Regions from separate parts of the Homo sapiens genome. Here region 2 is linked to region 1. A link is a contact called in ENCODE Hi-C data. All regions are on one chromosome and are shown on one strand. Each heading gives the region's core, a stretch centred on a gene start or an enhancer-like site at or near the end of the contact. The rest is flanking DNA. Distances are from core to core; before and after follow the strand shown.

Region 1 (6,615 bases), core at 1,998-4,497:
ACCAAATTCTCAGCACTCAGCCTAGTGCCTGGTGCATAGCAGGCTTTTGCAAATATCCGTTGAATATATATTCCCATCGAAGTAAGCCTCTTCTCCCCTCTGAGCCTCAGCTTTGCCATTTGCAAAATGGGCATAATAATAACTAGGTTGAAGGATAGTAAGGTTTAAATTAAAAAGGAAATTCTAACTTCTCAATGAAAGGTAGTTTCCCTGTCCGCCTTTCTCATTGTTTTATCATCTCACAGGTCCACTCCTCAAATGTGTGTTCTCTAGAAGGCAGGCTGGAACACAGACAGGAATGGCTGTCTGGGTGGTGCGATCATTTCTGAGCTGCACAGACACAGTATGACACAGCAATGAAAAATGGCATTGCTATTCAGACTTAAAACCAGCATCTCTCATTTTTAATGTTCTGCCAATAGAAATCTCAGCCTCTTCAAAGGACTGAGTATCCCATCCATATTGCCCCACTTATCAACTGTGTTTTTTAAAGAAATAAACATTTCTGCTTCCTGAGCAAAAGCAAAAAGAGATTTAGTAAATACACAATCATTTGATCAACATTCATGCAGGGCTCAAAGCTGATTGCTCAAGATGAGTTTATTGTGGACAAAAATCTAGCATTTAGATCCTCCCTAACCTGGCCCTTCTCTTTCTGTCCAATGTAAAGAGGCAGCAGATTGGAATGGGAGAGACTAGACTATAGTCAGTCAGATCTAATTTCAATTCCAGTTCCATCACTTATGGACACATAACTTAGACAGTATCCTATGCAAGCTTCAATTTCCTCACCACAAATGAAGTGCATATGAAGTGGCTAGAAAAGTACCTGGCTGGTAGCAGGTACCCCAAACAAATATCCTGCTGAGGATATTTATATCTATATTATTGGGAATCTACTGTGTGCCAGGCACTGTTCTAGACCCTGGGGATGCAAAGAGGAACATGATATCACTCTTGAGGAGGTTACTGTTGAGGGAGGGAAACAAATGCATCAGGTGCCTATTATCAATGATATGGGAGTTCAAAGGAGATGGACCCAAGACAGCTGGGAGAGCCAGGGAAGGGTTCCTGGGGAAAGCCACGCCTGAGCTGAATCTATCAGGGTGAAAAGTAGAAGAGGCAATCCAGGCTGTGATAAGAATACAGCCAAAAGGCTGAGGACTCTGGGATAGCACAGTGATGTAAGAACCAGACAAACAGGGCAAGCCGGTGAGTGGTGGGAGATGAAGCTAGAAAGTAGGCATAGTCATATCAAGAGTCTTGATGCCACTTCAAAGTGTACTTGCTTTCTAGGGCTGTCATAACCCAGTACCACAAACTGGGTGGCTCAAAACAACAGAAACTTATTCTGTCATAGTTACAGAGACCAGAAGTTCAAAATCAAGGTGTCGGCCAGTTTGGTTCCTTCTAGAGACTCAGAGAGAAACTGTTCCATGTGTCTCTCCTAACCTCTAGTTGGGCATTACTCCAGCCTCTGCCTCCATCTTCACATGGCATCCTCCTAGTATGTTTCTGTGTGTCTACATTTCTCTCTTCATTAAGGGCACCAGTCATTGGATTAGGGGCCCACACCACTTTGCTATCAGTTCATCTTAAGGTGGTCTCATCTGCAAAGACCCTGTTTCCAAATAAGATCATATTCATAGGTACTAGTGGCTAAGACTTGAGCTTATCATTTTGGGGGACACAGTTTAACCCACAAGATAATGGGAGTGACAGAGTTTTATGTAGTAAGGTCCCTTAGACTCTGGTGGTAAGAAATGATGACTGGAGACCTCCTCCTATGGTTCTGTTGCTTTGGTCACTAGGAAGCTCAAGTCAAACGGATAGCACACACTCACATCTTTTTTTTGGCACATGTACAGGGCACTACAATTTGTATCTCATCCATGAGCATTATTTCTGGTTCCCTCTTGTATTTTCTATCCTTATGTATCAGTCAAGTCCTAACAGGAAACAGAGGGAACACTCAATTTAAGATAATTCAAGAAAGGTTTATTTAAAACGGGGCTATTTACAGAGCTGTGGGCAGGAGATAGGGGAAGTACAACAGACAGTGCACTATCCAGGGGCCAATAACAGTGGAGCTTCACCACTAGTCCCAGGAGACAGAGCAATTACCTGTCTAGAAAGAAAGAGTCTTACTGAGAAGGTCAATTTGAGAGGATTTGTGTCCTCTAGGGAAGGACACAGCCTGCCCAAAGTGACTTCAGGACCTCACTCCCCTCCTCCCTCTGATCTCCTGCTGGTGCGCCCCATGGCCAAAGCCAGTAAAAATCCAGATATAAGCCACATGGTCAGTGCCCCAGGGCAGACAGCAGGACGGCAGGTGGAGTAGGTCTGAAGAGGCAAGTAGAAGAGACCCCCAGCAAGTCTTTTCCCTTGTCAGGGCTCACAATATAATACCCCAAAATATGGCATCTTGACACACGGAGGACTTTAAGCTGGAGGAAATTAAGAAAACTATAAAAGTGGGACGGTCTCTCTGACTTTCTCTGGCCTTTCTATCCTGAAGCAGGCCACAAAAGAATTCTCTGACCTACCTCCCCTAAACGTAGGTCACAAGACCCTCATTCCAGAAGTGTCCTGCCCTATATCCAGAGGCCAAGAAGAATCTGAACAAATAAACCTTGCTAAGTTCCCCCTAATTTTGCACCATTGGATGATACCCTTCTGTCCTTCAATCAAGCTTCTATTATGTCTGTCCATAAAAATATGCAGCTTTCCCTGGATCTTTGGGCCTTCATTTCCAAAGACTCCTCAGTCATGTAAAACTATATTAAACAAATAAGTTACGCTTTTCTCTTGTTAATCTGTCTTTGTCATTGGGATATCAGTCATAAACCTTGCAATAGGTTGGGAAAGAAATATTTTCTCCCCTACACCTTTCATTCTGATTTTCTAATTTATTTTTTATATTCTTTGTATTTGAGTCAGCAATCTCAAATCCTTCCTTTTTAGAATAAAAAGGGGAATAACCACCAAAAAGTATATAAAGCAGAGGCAGAATTTCCTGTCCCTTTCACCACAGTGCTCTCTGTCGTCAGCAGTTTGTAAGTTGCATGTGACAATCAGTTGAGTCACCCTGAGTGGTCATAGCAGGCTGACCCGCTATGGGATCAGAGCCCTTTGCGCACAGTCCTCTGGCCACTCAGCATGTTACATAAACTCCCGGCAGGCTCCCTATTTCCAGAGCTTTCCAAGGACATGCTTGCAGCAAGAGTCATCCTGGCACCAAGCACTTCTGACAGATGTTGCAAACTGCCAAGTGGAGAGGTCCAGATGGTGTGTTGAAGAGGGCAGAATGAGCCTCAGGACGGTACACAGGCTCTTCGTCTCACATGGAGAACACGCCAAATAATTCTGTGCACATGCTGAGAAGATCATCTTTCCTCCCTGAGCCCCAGGTTGCTTCTGGAGTATTTGGATTCAGGCATAGAATGTCAGAGCTGGAGAGTACCCTAGAGACCAACTAGTCCAAGCCCTTGTTAATACAGATGCATAGACTAAGGGCCAGAGAGCAGCAGGGTAATAGTGTATCATGGCTAGGGTTTGTTGAGTACCTACTGTCTCCCTGGTAATGTGCTATGTTTATTCATTCACATTCCTACTTATCACAGATGTGCTGAGTACCTGCTGCATGCAGGGCACTGTGCTAAGAAATGGAGATACATCTGGGGACAAGGCTGGCTTTATCCTGCCTTCATGGAGTCTACAGAATAATATGCTTTCGGCATGCTATCACTAATCCTTACCACAACTCTGCAAGGTGTGGTAGGAGACCACAGGTCTTAGAGACCGAAGTGACTCAGGCCACACACCACTCTTTCTTAAGAACTAGAAAAAGGCCAGGTGCAGTGGCTCACGCCTGTAATCCCTGCACTTTGGGAGGCTGAGGCAGGTGGAACACAAGGTCAGGAATTCAAGACCAGAATGGCCAAGATGGTAAAACCCCATCTCTACTAAAAACACAAAAATTAGCCGGGCATGGTGGCAGGTGCCTATAATCCCAGCTACTTGGGAGGCTGAGGCAGAGAACTGCTTGAACCCAGGAGGTGGAGGTTGCAGTGAGCCGAGATCACACCACCACAATCCAGCCTGGGCAACAGAGCGAGACTCTGTCTCAGGAAAAAAAAAAAAAAAAAACTAGAAAAATAAGGTTGCTCTCCATGAGTTAAATATAAACACTTCATGGAGCATCACAGCCACTGGAAGGAGGTAGGAAGGCACCTAGACTCGGAGGCCTTGATTGTAACCTGCTTGAAGATACTAATATTTTTAAAGAAGAAAACTGCATCCATCTGAAGAGGTTTGGGTCAGGTAGGAAGACAGAGAAAATGGATAACAGAAGCTTTGTTTAGAAAAAGGTCAGCATCTAGCACTCGAACTCTCTTGTGTGTGTTTTCCCTGTTTTCACTGAAGGAAATAGGGAAGAAAGCCTGTTTTCCTCAACTTTAGGGAAAATTGAATTCTCTTTTCAAGTTGATGCTTTGACAACTAACTGATTCTATCAAATAATGTTGGGCTGAGCTTCTAGCAGGCCCCAGGCTGTGACCCATGTTGTCTTATGAGGTAGACTCACTTTGAAGGGCTGTCCCACGAGATATCTCATGCTGTCCAGAAGAGAATTCACCTGAACTTCGGTGGTGAAAAACAGGGGCCTTAGTGTCAAGCAAACCTAGTTCAAGCCCTGGTTCCACCAGTTAAAGCTCTCGGACTTTGAGCAAGCCACTTATTCATCAGGGGTCTCAGCTTTGTCATCTATACAACAAGAATGATTATAATCCTTACTATTAACTAAATCCTTATATATAATAAATACTCAATTATTACTTTTTAAATCATTGTAATAATATTGATATATTATTACATATTAAGTACTGAATAATTGTCATTAGTATTAATAACAGCCATTTACATTACTCACTTGTTCGTAATAATAAAGTTATGTTTTTTGCTAGACAGCATTAGTTTAATCAATATTTTAAGTTTCTTTTCTGAATCTAAAGGTGAATACACATTCCTCAGAAAAATAAGAGAAAGCACAGAAAAGAATAGAGAGAAAAATAAAAAACAACTGTAGTCCCACAATCCAGAGAATACCACAGTTAGCATGTCAGTTTATTTCTCTCCAATGTCTTTTCTGTGTGTGTGTCTGTCTGTAAAGAGGTGAATTTTATGTAAATATGATCATACTTTACATATGTGACCATTTGCCAAGGAAAATAATTCTGTAACATTCTGTCATTGCACCATAGTTTATAAAAGCATTCTCTTATTGTTAGGCTTTGGGAGTTTTCCCCCAGATATTTTTATTCTTCTAAATCAGGCTATAATGAGATTCTTCATATAGAAATCTTTTCCACACCTCTCATAAATTTCGGAGAAAATTCTCTTGGTAAAATATTTAGATCAAAGGATATACATTTCTTTAAGTCTATAACACATTTTGTCAAATTAATTTCCATTAGGGTTATATTACGTTATTTTCGCTTCAGCACAATATGAATACTGCTTCTTTAAATCTTTCACTTCATAGATAAACTTAGCTTTTTTTCTATTTTATTGCCTGAATTACTCTTCAGTTTGGTAGTTACTGTTGTTTCTTTTTCTGAGAATTGTATAATTCACACCCTTGACCCACTTTTCTCCCACATCTTACTATGTTCTTATCACTATGCATAAGCTTTTTATATAAAGATATTTTTTGAATATCACACCCGTGGCAAATCAATTTCAGAGTGTGTTGTTTGGCTTTTAATTTTTAATGCTATTTTGACATACAAGTTTTAAATTTTATACAGTTTGAGAATTTAATTATTTATTTTTTATACTTTAAGTTCTGGGATACATGTGCAGAACATGCAGGTTTGTTACATAGGTATACACGTGCCATGGTGGTTCACTGCACCCATCATCTACATTAGGTATTTCTCCTAATACTATTCCACCCCTAGCCCCTCACCTCCCAACAGCCCCAGTGTGTGATATTCCGCTCCCTGTGTCCATGTGTTCTCATTGTTCAACTCCCGCTTGTGAGTGAGAACGTATGGTGTTTGGTTTTCTGTTCTTGTGTTAGTTTGCTGAGAATGATGGTTTCCAGCTTCATCCATGTCTCTGCAAAAGATATGAACTCATCCCTTTTTTTTTTTTTTTTTTTTGAGATAGAGTCTCGCTTTGTCGCCCAGGCTGGAGTGCAGTAGTGCGATCTCGGCTCACTGCAAGCTCCGTCTCCTGGGCTCACACCATTCTCCTGCCTCAGCCTCCCAAGTAGCTGGGACTACAGGCGCCCGCCATCACGCCCGGCTAATTTTTTATACATTTAGTAGAGATGGGGTTTCACCATGTTAGCCAGGATGGTCTTGATCTCCTGACCTCGTGATCCACCCGCCTCAGCCTCCCAAAGTGCTGGGATTACAGGCGTGAGCCACCGCGCCCGGCCTAACTCATCCTTTTTTATGGCTGCATAGTATTCCATGGTCTATATGTGCCACATTTTCTTTATACAGTCTATCATTGATGGGCATTTGGGTTGGTTCCAAGTCTTTGCTATTGTGAATAGTGCTGCAATAAATATACGTGTGCATGCGTCTTTATCGTAGAATGATTTAT
Region 2 (6,615 bases), core at 2,409-4,908, 630 kb before region 1:
AATGGATTATTTTTGCCTACACCTAGTTTTGTAACATTCTGCACTGGCTATATGGAAAAATATCAGTTCACTGAGTTATGCAGATCTTCAAAATGTTGACTCATTTCTTTGTACAATAACAAAAAATCACACTTCTTAGCTTCACCAGAAGTCTACATCATCAGAAAATCTGTAAGTATTAGTATGATGTCAAGCTCCTGAAGGCAGATACAAGTTTTCCAAAATTTTAGTTTTTGCTTGAAAATGTGAATTTAATCATTGGCAGAGAATGCCATGAGTTGTTTTCCTTCAAGGGGCAGGGTCTTTTCATTCATTTTTGAGAAAACTTATGACATATACCATATGAATAACCATAGTTTGTCAGTTGCTCTTTCAAGTAATAAAATTATTTTTTTTAATGCTTAGTAAGGACATTTTTAAGTGAAATTGACTTTTGTTTTTATTTCTGTTTTTTAACTGTGAGTGCATGTGTTAAATAATACAATAACTACTAATAAAGTTTATTGTCACTGCCTCGATTCCTGCTAAGGTACCTATAGTTTTACCCAAAGGATTCATGAACCACATTCTGGGAAAGATTGCTAATATTTTTTTAAAGGCAAAGTAGCCTCAACTGTAGACCAGACTAGACATCAAGTCCAATTTGAGAGCAGTTTTAACTTTTCTTTGACAATGACTGTGGCTTCTTTTCCAGATGACATCTGCCTAGTATGTAATTGGCGACTACATCCAAGTAAACATGTGGAAAATGAGAGCAAGAGGGTGTGTGGGCTCAGAGGGAATTGCTTGTTTGGGGGATGATGGAAGAGTGCAGTTCTGGAAAGAGATCAGTTCTATGAGTGTGTATTTCTGGTCTTCAAAAGATTACCACATACATGCTGTCATACAATTTATAATGTGCCAGAGGGAGATAAGTTGATGTGGAGAAGGAACATAGGCTTTGCAATCAGCCAGGCTTGAGTTCCAGTACCAACTCAGTTGCTACTGTCTATGTAACCTCTGCCAAGTTACTTTACGTTGCTAAGCCTTAATTGCTTTAATTGCCTTGCTAAAGTGCTTAGAATATTAGGATGCTGGGTGTTTAAAGGATGGGATGTTGGATAGATGCTGTTATGGCCACATGGAACCCCTGTCTCCTTTCAGGAATGGAGGACTTAACTTCCCCAGCTGCAGGAAGGGATGCTGAAGACAGCCCTCAGTTTCAGCCCTCCTTAGTCAAGGTCACACCTCCTCTTGAGAGTCAACCTGCCTCCTATGACTGATCTATGGCCTGGCCACTGTATCCCAAATTGGTATAATTCTGAAAGACCATACCAACACCAGAACTCCCCATGGGGTAAGCTGAGGCCTTTGTTGGAGCTATATATCACAGCTCAGCTTCTCACTCTGCCCACCCTGCATTTTTCTCTTCCCTTTCCACAAGTATCATCCCAATTAAGTATGCAAGAGCTCCCCAGTAAAGTCCTATATGTTAATCTTCAATTCAGAGTCTGGTTTCTTTTGAGCTCAACCTGAAGCAGATGTTTTATTAATATTATAATTTTTATTTATAAACCCCCACTCCCTCCCATGATGGGTGGGCCCTCATAGCTGGAGAGTCCTTTGTATACTGAGTAGCCTGAGGGTTGTAAGAGGAGCACTTGGACCCTGGAGCCAGGATAGGGCTCCAGCTAACTCCGTATTAGTCTCCATAATTAGGTGGGAGTCAACATACTTTGTGGGAGGAAGAAATCAAGTTGTGATGAGAGAAGAGGTGGGGATGTTGGGAGAAGAGGATTAGAAGAACCTTCTCTGGAAGAAGAGTAAGAAATAGAAGACTGGGGTTCAGACAGGTCTGATGAGGATATTTATATAGTAAGGATTCTGGAACCACCCTGCTTGGGTATAAGTCTGCCATGTACTTGCTTTATAACTGAACAAGTTACTCTATACTTTTATATCTCATTTTCCTCATCTGTAAAATGAGAATAGTAAAAATTGCTACTTTCAAAAGTTGTTTTAAAAATTAAATAATCTAACTAGAAATTAGAAGATGAAAATATATATTTTGTCATATATTTGTTCACTATCCAATAGGAACTGGGGGAAGCATACAAAATTATAGTAATGAATTTGTATGATGTGGATGTACCTAACTTTAGTAACTGCACAGAAAAGAGAGCTCTTTAAGGTCATATGAGAGACAGAGAAAAGTCGTTGCAGAAGTGGCATTTGAGAAATTGTGGAATAAGTAGGAGTTTGCCAGGAAGGGAAAATGGGGAAAAATAGAGAGGATGACACTTGAGAAGGGTCAGAGATGCAAGAATTTTGGAGACCACAAAGATTTCTAATGTTACTGGTTTGCTCTGACTGGAAGGTACAACAAACACCATAGCCATTCTCTGTCTGATTAATATGACTGCTCATTCCATATACAACTATAGCTTCTTATTCTTTTATTTTTATGAATGTCTTCAATTTGGAGGAACTTACCTATGTTCTCTCTGGAATGGTTGGAGGACATTTGTATGGCAGTGTATAGTGTCATAACCACAGATATGTCTTTCTGTTGACCTTAACTTCCAAACACTGTGATCTGCTTTGAACTTATACTTATTTCCTGGTCAACCTACAGCTTGAGGGCAAGCTCAGAATAAACCACGTTTGTTTGAGAGTTTCGACACTCATCAACTGGGGGAAGCATATTCCATACCCTCTTACCTGTCTGTCAGGCACAGTATGAGAAGAACGTTGACTTTGAGGTCAAATATACCTGTGTTGATCTTAGTTTTGTCCCTACTAGTTGAGTACACTTGCCCAAGTTACTCAGCTTTGCTTATGTTATCTGTCCAATGGAGGTAATTATTATCTCATAGAGTGGTTGAGAATATCAATGAATTATTAAATGTCAAATTATTGGTACAATGCCTAATATGTATTAGGTACCTAGTAAGTATTAGTTCTCCTCTTGTCTCTTTGCAAATATGAAAACTGTTGACCTTCAGATGTGCGCCAGTGCATGTGAAGTCAATGTGGGGATTAGAGTTGGCCTCTTTCACCTCCAAATTAAAATCAAACTGTGCAGATTCTTAAATGCACCCAATTTAGACTACCTATAGATTAGAGAGCCACAGCACACTTCAAGTGATAAACGGTAGGATTTTTTTAGTCAATTTGATGAATCGCTTTTAACAATTTTACAGGGTTATCTGTTATGAAATACTAACCCTAATCTTATTCATATCTTTAATATTATCCATTCACCTTGATGCTTCCAGTGATTTAAAGATATTTTATTTTTTATTGACACATTTTTGTAAGCTATCACAAATTCCTTATGGAAAGAGTAAGATATACAACACACAAAACAATGGAATGAAGTACGATAAATAAAATAGCCAAACAAAGAATTTATCGAGGGCAACTTTCTGCCTCAATGTGTGCTTTGTATCTTAATTAGGCTGAAAGCCTTGGGAAGCATACCATTTTATTGAACAAACACTATTTGACCTTTCTAATATTTTATTTTTACCCACAAAGAAAATATCCAAAGAACGAAACTTTCTGATATGGAACAAATTCTTATTTTTCTTTGGCACATACTTTGTATTGGATTGTCAAAGACAAAGGAAGAAAGGCTCGCTGAGAGCCATGGGAGAGTGTGGTGTTTTCAATGCACCTGGCATTCCTGGCTCTTCTCCTACTGGGGCATAGGGCTGTGTGAAGGGCTGGACGTTTTCAATCACAAATTCTTGCTTTGTCTATAGCATTAACCCTGTGAGCCTTCTCCACTCTTTCTATGACACTTGGCATCTATCTCCTTCCCCAACCCTGGGCTGATAGAACAAACTGGTAGAATCAGTTGACACAATCTCTATCAGAAGCAACTGGCCTTGTCTTATCCAGAGCCAATAACGCACAACACACAAGATGGCTGAAGTCCAAGGTTCCTGCACATTAACAGATGGAGGGGAATTATCAGTGGAGAAATACAACCAAGCACCATGTGGATGGGTGACAAGAAGTCTTCTGGCCAGAGGAACAGATTACATACCAGCACTGCCTTGGCTCACTGCCCCGAAGAAATACATAGCAATCCACACTCGGGGAAAATTCCATGAAATAGCAGAGCAGGAACATCCTGAAGCCAATGGCAACACATTCCAAGAAAAACATCCAATGAACCAAACCCAAAACAACACAGACCTCAGAAACGTAAATAAGAATTAACTGAAAAAGGAAACCTTCAGAGTCTTGGGAAGCAACACAACAGATTAAGTGACCACAAAACACTAAAACACCAACTAGTTATTTACCCACTGCTTTGCGGTAAATATAAGGCCCATAGTCTCCAGGAGGTTATTTCTGGGCGCCAAGGACTTAGCACATAGTCCAGCAAAGAGCTTGGGCTTTATTTTCCTACCCAGGGCAAGTGGCATTTGTAATGGGCCTGAGAACCAGAAAGAAGATATTTTTGAACTACTTAGTCTTATGGCTATTTATAAGGATGAGAGAAGATCAGAGGGTGGGAAATGCACTGGGCTTCAAGTTAGAAGACTAGGGTTTGCATTCTTACTCTGCCACTGACTAGCTCTGCTGTCTTGGCAAGCTACTTAACCAAGCTGAGCTTTGATTTCCTCACTTGGAGAAATGAGTGGATAATAAAAATTATTATTTGTTCCTCATGGGGTTGATCTGAATATTAAATGAGAAAATGGAAGTACTCCTAAGAGGCAGAGTACAATGCAGTAGCCAGCCATTATTATGGTTGTTTCTATTGCTGTTACTACTTCATTACCCTAGGATCACAGGAGAATTCACGTTTGCTAACTTGAGATGAATTTCCTGATAGCTGAGGTTTGCCCTCACCCCCAAGCATCTATCTCAATGAATTATCTGCTTCCTTGAGAAGGTTCTTGTACATAGTTTAAACTTTTCTTGATGACTTAGAACCAAAGATATGAACATCTATTATTGTCCTCAGTAGCTTACAGTTAGTTCTGTTTGATTTTTCTCTCTTTCTTCTGTGAAGTCAAGCAAAGCCACAACCCACAACTCCTGACCTGTCTATATTTGTTTATTTATTTATTTTTGAGATGGAGTCTCACTCTGTTGCCCAGGATGGAGTGCAGTGGTGCAATCTCAGCTCACTGCAACTTCTGCCTCCTGGGTTCAAGTGATTCTCCTGCCTCAGCCTGCCAAGTAGCTGAGATTACAGGTGCCTTCCACTATGCCCAGCTGATTTTTCTATTTTTAGTTGAGATGGAAATTCACCATGTTGGCCAGGCTGGTCTCAAACTCCTGACCTCAAGTGATCCGCCCACCTCAGCTTCCCAAAATGCTAGGATTACAGCTGTGAGCCACAGCACCCAGCCAAAACTAATCTCTTCCTGACCTGTATTAATAGCTTCTCCTACCTCTATTTTGCTTGCCTATTTCTAATTTGGTCCACCTCAGATGATCAAGCTTGGTAGAAATGAGTGCTAACCATGAAACAGAGAGTCTCTATTTAGAATTTTGGTGATAAAATATGAGGCATTCATACAGGGACTTTGAGATCACCACAGTAGAGTGTAGAGACATATTTTGGCTCAAGATTAGAGAGTGGAAGGTGTCAGAGAAGCTAACCTCAGGGTGAGCACATAGTGCCTGAATTAGGAATGCTTTGGATATGTTTGGCTCACTCACATATCTCTCTCATTTTGATGTAGGTAGGTACAAGTGTGATACTTATCAATTTATAGTTGGTGGGGAACAAAGCCTGAGTCAGCCTCATTAGGGGCAAGGAAGTATTTTGAAGACCTGCGGGAACAACTCATATGTGTCAATCCACACATAACAATTTAGATTGTTTTGACTAAATTATACTTCCTATCAAGATCTAGAGTCATTCAGTTCAGCAAAATGACTTCAGGGATCAGCTTCTTAGCTGAATCAGATCATTGTTTTACTGATTTCACCTAAACAAACTGTTGTTTAAGTATCCCAGCTTTTCACCATGGTGGAATTATGATAGAATCACAGGACATAGTGCTAGAAGAGCCCTTCCATGTCATGCATCCCAGTGGTTCCCAAGTGCTACTCTGAAGACCCATGTTGGTCCACAATACAGAACAGTACAGGTTCCCAAGTACTACTCTGAAGACCCATGTTGGTCCACAACAAGTTTTCACAGGTCTGTGGAAAAATGAGAAAAAAATAAGGACAATAAGACGATTCAGCATCTTTCCCCATGAGGTTAATGTAATCATTTTAGAGTCATGTCTTATATTTCATAATTTTTCTTTTTTTTCTTTTTTGGAGTTCCTTGTCCTTTAATTTGAAATGATTGTAATGGTAAGTGACAGTTATTTTTCAAAAATCTATTTCTCAGATCAAAAAATTGACCATGTTATGTTAGGCTCCTGGTTGGTACTGGTCTTTTGTTGTTGTTGTTGTTGTTGTTTGTTTATTTGTTTGTTTGCTCTATAAACTTCAAAAATTTGGGAACTTCAGATCTAGACAAGCTCCTTATTTTTCAAATGGGGAAACAGACTCCCCCAAATTGTCAAAGTTCACACAACTGGGAAGATGGAAAATTAGGACCAAAGCTTGGCCCCCCTGTTCTCTTTGCCCCACAGCTATCTCCTCAACAAG

What was found. A loop is a pair of places that touch in the nucleus more often than their neighbours do. Pooled maps may share reads with other maps.
Region 2: a map of ascending aorta shows a loop between it and region 1 (4-fold over the local background). The contact joins two enhancer-like sites. A Hi-C loop is called at or near these places in 2 of 168 maps with a recorded cell type or tissue (aorta and ascending aorta) and 3 of 50 pooled maps.

The regions. Positions count from the first base shown.
Region 1 is chr1:55,440,288-55,446,902 of GRCh38, reverse strand. No RefSeq gene overlaps it. Among named protein-coding and RNA genes, the nearest start is that of MIR4422, 220 kb to the right of the region's middle. Within about 2 kb of position 3,247, at least 11 of the 41 ENCODE cell types and tissues checked have a DNase peak (open chromatin) inside an H3K27ac peak, as active enhancers do; they include ascending aorta, where a contact is called at or near this core.
Region 2 is chr1:56,071,639-56,078,253 of GRCh38, reverse strand. All of the region lies in intron 2 of LOC105378741 (a long non-coding RNA gene), which reads left to right. Among named protein-coding and RNA genes, the nearest start is that of LINC01755, 130 kb to the right of the region's middle. Within about 2 kb of position 3,658, at least 12 of the 41 ENCODE cell types and tissues checked have a DNase peak (open chromatin) inside an H3K27ac peak, as active enhancers do; they include ascending aorta, where a contact is called at or near this core.